2 separate regions of the Mus musculus genome follow, and region 1 is linked to region 2. A link is a loop called in an ENCODE intact Hi-C map of the cell type or tissue named here. Cell type or tissue: heart. All regions are shown on one strand. Each heading gives the region's core, and the rest is flanking DNA. Links, peaks and the distances in the headings are about the cores only. Region 1 overlaps Gm20619 (predicted gene 20619). Region 2 has its middle 3.1 kb from the start of Dlx5.

What was found. Peaks named below come from ENCODE experiments on the same cell type or tissue, not always from the same donor. Only the 100,000 strongest peaks of a DNase experiment are listed, where the experiment ranks them.
Region 1: a loop joins it to region 2, with 2.2 times the contacts of the local background. A loop is called at or near these places in 10 of 42 quality-filtered maps.

Annotation. Positions count from the first base shown.
Region 1 is chr6:6,298,051-6,300,972 of GRCm38, forward strand. The region is part of intron 1 of Gm20619 (predicted gene 20619); the gene reads left to right. Among named protein-coding and RNA genes, the nearest start is that of Gm34749, 24 kb to the right of the region's middle. In heart, for the core only: no CTCF peak of the experiment used is centred there; a DNase peak (open chromatin) is centred at 1,351; H3K27ac peaks cover 1,342 bases.
Region 2 is chr6:6,883,731-6,886,652 of GRCm38, forward strand. No RefSeq gene overlaps it. Among named protein-coding and RNA genes, the nearest start is that of Dlx5, 3.1 kb to the left of the region's middle. In heart, for the core only: a CTCF peak has its summit at 1,402 (motif pointing left); no DNase peak of the experiment used is centred there; H3K27me3 peaks cover 816 bases.

The sequences.
Region 1 (2,922 bases), core at 233-2,732, 590 kb before region 2:
ATCTTAAATACTGAATTGTTCTATGGGTAAAAGTGGCCTGCCTTTGCCACATGGTCAGTGTCTTTTTTTTTTTTTGTAACTTTTAAATTTTTATTTAATCAATTTATTTTACTTTTCACCTATGAATGTTTTACCTTTTGGATCCTCTACAACTGAGGTTACAGATGGTTGTGAGCCACCATATGGGGTTGGTGATAAAACCTGGGTCTTCTAAAGGAGTAGCAAGTGCTCTTAACCACTGAGCCATCTTTCCATTCCATGTGGTCAGCATCTTTATGATAAAAAGTTAAATCATGTTCCTAATGACATAATGAAGTGATGAAAAGTTTAGAGTTACTGGGTAGATTTTAATTGACCTTAAAATACATACAAAAGGAAGCTTTTTGTCTAATGGTGGGTCATCAAGCAGGATGAGGTCACAGTGAAGCCAAGATTTGTGGTCATGCCCACGTTGGGCTTCAGAGCTCATTCACATGAAGATCTGGGCATATCTCTCACCGCTCTGAACTCCCGCTTCCTTAGCTCTAAGATGATGTCTATACAGAACCTCTCTACTTTCCTAGATCCTTACAAGAACTGAATTAAACGAGAGGGCTTATCTAAGTCCACGCTTTGTTCTTCTTCAACAGCAGGAATGTCTTGAGTCTTTGGCCCTTCATCCTCCAGTCTCTAACACACATCCAGCAGGCATCTGACAGATTATGTTACATTGCATGTTAGGCACAAGGCCCTGAGTTGGATCCCCAGCACTGCATAAATCGATGGAGTGTCACATGCCTATAACGACAGCACTTTGGGGACAGAGGCATGAGCAGCAGAGGTTCAAGGTCATCTTTGGTTGCCCAGCAAACCTGAGGCCAGACTAGACTACATAAGACACTGTCTCAATTTAAAAAAAAAAAAAAAGGTTAGATTGTGTTGCTCTTTAAGCAAGCCACTCTCTGTTGCTTGAACCTCTTTAATGAGTGTGAGCTAGACCGTCCCAGAGGGCACTTCCTCCTTAGGCCCATCATACCGGATCAAGCTGCCCTTCTCTGATGAAGTACAGCATTGTCTTCCTCAGCTGCAGCCACTGAACCAATGATTCCATTATATCATGTGGCTTTCCTTTGGCCCCCATTCATTAATATCCATGCAATGTCATTTGTCCTATGAAGGGATTTGCCATTCAGTATTGCAAGGTCTGTTCTGTGTTAGTTAACAACTACCCACAGTGGGCAGCTTAGCACACTGCTCAGCAGGAAATCACATTGCAAATGATTTGTTTTATTTTAGTCCTGTCATCCCGGGTAGCTCTGCATTGCTTTATCTGAGCTTGCGAAACAGCCCTGAATGTGAGCAGTCAGAATCAAGTCATGTTCTCACCCTTCAATGCGCTTGGCACGTTTTCTTTCCGGACACATCCAGTGGATACTGTGCAGACCTTCTCCAGCTAATCTCAGGAAGGCTGAAGTTTTTAGACGGCTACCCTTCATATTTAGGGGTAAGTGGCAAGTGCAGGAAATGCTTCCTTCTGTTTGGGTTGTGTTTTCTTAGCGTGGGGAGGAATTATAACGTAATGGGATTGATTAATGACCCCGACAGGAGACACAGCCCTGGAGCTGGAAGTGAGTGAGCAGAGTGCCTAGTTTGCTTTTCAACCTCCCAAGATCTTTAGCAGCTATACAGCGCTTACCTCCCCAACTTACTTTGCGGAGTAGATTCTGTAGTTTTAAAATGTGCTTTGCATGGAAGGCCCAGTGCTCTCTGTAGAAGTCTCTGGGGATGGTTACCTCCAAAATAAAATGATAACGGTGCCTCATCTCGCGGAGAACATTTGAATTTGCTTGGAGTCACTTTTAAAAGTGTTATCACTTCATCTGCTGATATATTAGATATAGTTGTTAATAGAATTTTACTAATTAATAGATAGCCTCAATGCAAAAAGATAAGACATTGACTGCTCTTTAGGAAAAAAAAATGTTGTAAGCTGTAGCAAACTACTCTCATGGAGATTTCTTTGTGGTAGTAGAGATAGCAACCCATGAGGAATTAAATGAAAAGATAAACTGTGTGTGATTGCTTCACCAGCCACAGTGTGGGGTGAAATCTGGCTGTTTAAAGCTATGGGAAGTGACAAGGGGCCTGCTTTGGGTTGGGCAGCCAGGTGAGGTTACTCTGAAGACCATTAGAACAGAAGCTTGATGGGAGAGAGGAAGAATGTGAATGGGTAAACCTGGAAAAGGCAGTTCAGACAGATGGACAATGGAGTGTGGGATTGCGGTAGAGAATGTGATCTCTGTAGTTTAGCTGAAAATCCCAGTTCTGTGCCTTGATTAGTTTTCATTGTCAATGTGACCTGGGAAGAAGGAACTGCAACTGAGATCCTGATCACATTAGCATGTTGGCCTGACTGTGAGGCATTTTCTTTATCTCTGATGTAAGAGACCCCAGCCCACTGTTGGGGGTGCCATTCCCTATACAGGAGGACCTGAGCTGTGTAAAGCCCTGGTGAAGCATCAGCCTGTGACTGAGCTAGAGAGTGAGTAAATAGCATTCCTCCATGCTTTTTGCTTCAGTTCCACTTGAATTTCTGTCCCAACGTCCCTTCAATGGCTTGTAACCTGGAAGTGTAACCAAAATAAGACATTTTCTCCCTTAAGTTGCCTTTGGTCAGAATGTTTTATCATAGTAACAAAAAAGCAAACCAGAACACTCTGGGGCTTCCCTTTCTGCAGGAAACAGTAAAGACAGTGGAATTTACTGAGACGTTTCTGTGCACTGAGCATGTGCAAGATCTTGGGTTCAGTTCTCAACACAACAGACATGACAAAAGTGAAGCAAACAGGAAAAGCCAGCACCTACCTCCTGTGTGTCAGTTAACACGTGGAGCCTTTCTACACTTATTTTTGTGTTGAATTCTCTCATCAGCTCTGCAGCACT
Region 2 (2,922 bases), core at 188-2,687:
TTGCTTTTCCTTGGCTGTACAACTTCAGCTTTTGTCAACAACGAGAGGGAGCTAGCATGCAGCAGGGCCACCCCTTTCTTCATCTGGAGTCCCTACTTGCAGCCTTGGTGTCTCTAGATTTCCCTTCTGACACAGATGTGTGGGTTTAACAAATGTTTGCTGTTCCTTGACACTGATCCCTTGCCTTTGATTTTCATGTGGCTGTCCAGGCTCTAGATTTGCACTGAGTGTCTTCAAGGAGGCAAACGTACTGCTGACCTTACTGGATTATGATTGCGGTCTGCTCTAAAGATGCTCACCTAATCCATGGGGCCTTACAAATCAATGCCTTGAGCTGGTCAAAGTGTTCAGAGGTTATAAAAAAAAAAAGTGCAGAGAGATGGGTGATCCCATCACAGGCCCCAATTTTATTTACTATAAATTTAAATGTAATAACCAGGAGGAAAAAGGTCAGCATGGTCATTATCGCCAGAAGGAGTCTAATAGTTCTCTTAAACCTTGGTGAGAAGGCAGCTTCCCATGACCCTGATACTGGAAACTGCAGATATACTTCATGTTATATTGGTAAGATAATTCTACATCTTGCTAGCATTTACTCGCTGCTTCCTTTTCTCAGTGGAGATATGCATTTACACATATGGATGTACACACATACATTATTGCACATGTCTGTATATATTACACATATATACACATATACGCATGTAAAGATATATTACACACAAAAATGTATTTATGAACAATGAAATATATATATACATATATGAATAATGAAAAAGGATGGGTAAGGAGAAAAGAATGCGCCATCTCTACATATAACCTGAAGTGCTGAAAGACTGGCCTTTATGCAGATGTAAACCTGTTGTAGTAAGTCCAGTTCAGGGTGAAATCACCAACTTGGAGCCTCTTTGAAATTCACCAATCTCAACTTTCTTTATGGCTTTTCTGAGTTGAGTTTTGTCACTTTCCATCCTTTCCTTAAATACAGTCAAGTAAGGGCCACTATAGACAGCCTCGAGTCTGCTCACAATATGTAGTCCTGTTTCCTTTCACAAGGACACTCCCTGTGTTCTGTGTGCTGCAGGCCGAGCTACAAGTCTGGTCAGCACTTTTGGAGCCACACTTTGGGTTTTTTTCTGGCCAGGGATGTTAATTTTGTCAGTTCTGAGGAGGTGGATCTGACGCCATGGCTAGGGATAGTACACTAGTGCTTCTCAAATCCCAACTGACGCATCGGCGGAGAAAGGATCCCATAGTATCACAAATTCCTCCAGCAAAGCTCCCTGCTGAGACATGTAGGGAGCCTGTAATTTCTTTGGGTAGCTGAAGTTTGCAAAGGGCTTGTGGCGATGGGGGGGAAAAGACCCTAAAGAAGCGCAAGCCTTTACCACGAGCGCCACCCAGTGTCCGCCAGGAACAGTGTGGATTCAGCAAATGTCCCCAGCTCAGAATCACTCAGGCTGGTCTTGAAAGGCGGTCATGTTTTGTCTCAACTTCCAATAAACCCTTTTCTCCATACCACGCTTTTTCCTTTCTCTCTTACATAGTTGTGAGGCGATTGGAGGACGTTGAGAGTCATCCTCTTTCTAGACAATCTGAGGCAGCACTCCCCTTTCCATGCAAATGAGGGCCAGTCAGGCTTCTGCTGGAGAGTGGTGCCACTCTGAGTCAACAGCGTAAACCCCACGGAAGGCGAGTTTGTACGGGTATGCCATTTTATATATTTTATATATTCACTTATTTAGATGCAGAACCTCATGTATCCCAGGCTGGCCACGAACTTTCTGTGTAAAAAAGGATGGTGTGGTGCTGGCCATCTAACTCAGGGTTTGTGCTTGCCTCATCTGTCAGCTGAGCTACCCCTTCCCCAGTAGGTCAGATAAATTAATGGCAATATTAAGTCTTTTCCCTTTTCTGCTCCATCTGAAAATCTCTTTAAGTGGGAATAGAGCATCCCTTAACTTTGAGTGTGAGACTCACTTCAATGCACAAAAAAAATCTAAGGTTTTGTTTTTAAAGATGGGAACTTTATATTACATTTTACACAGCATTCAGATACAGGATTGCATAATATATGCTGGTGTTACACATGCACACTTGATGTAAGCAAGGCTGTCTTGGATATATATATATATATATATATATATATATATATACATACATATATATATACACACACACACACATATGTATATATATGTGTGTGTGTGTGTGTGTGTGTGTGTGTGTGTGTATGTGTGTATCAGGGTCACATCTGCTTTTTTTTATTAAAGTCTTGTGCTTTGTCTTTTTCTTTATTTGCCACGGAGAACTGCTAGCAGGGAAGGTCTCTGTTGTGTTTTTATTGATCATGATTCATGGAGGGCGTGTTTGTTTGTTTGTTTGTTTTTGTTTGAGACAGGGTTTTTCTGTGTAGCTCTGGCTGTTCTGAAACTTACTCTGTAGATCAGGCTGGCCTCAGTCTCAGAGATCTGCCTACTTCTGCCTCCCACATCCTGGGATCAAAGGTGTGTGGGCATGGATTGTGTATTTATTTATTTATTTATTTATTTATTTATTTATTTCACAGATCTCAAAAACAAGACTGATTGGGTCATGCGTTCTGTGAAGGCAGATCTGAGTAACCACTTTATTTCAATAACACCATAGCTATCTTTGAGATAGAGCACTATGATTGCATAATAACTTAGTAAGTTATTAAAGGAATAGCTCTACACTGTTCTGTATGATGGCCATGTGACTGCAGTTCTATGGATCGATATGATTAGATGAGAGTAGTGACTGGGAAAACTAAGGAACAAACTGCTGATCACTGATGTTGGCGATGCAAGTGAGTGGCCTGTGCTACCCACTCTGGTCAAAAACTGACTCTCTGAGGTGGTTATGAGTTAGCAAAACCATTTAGTCCCCCATCTACGATCA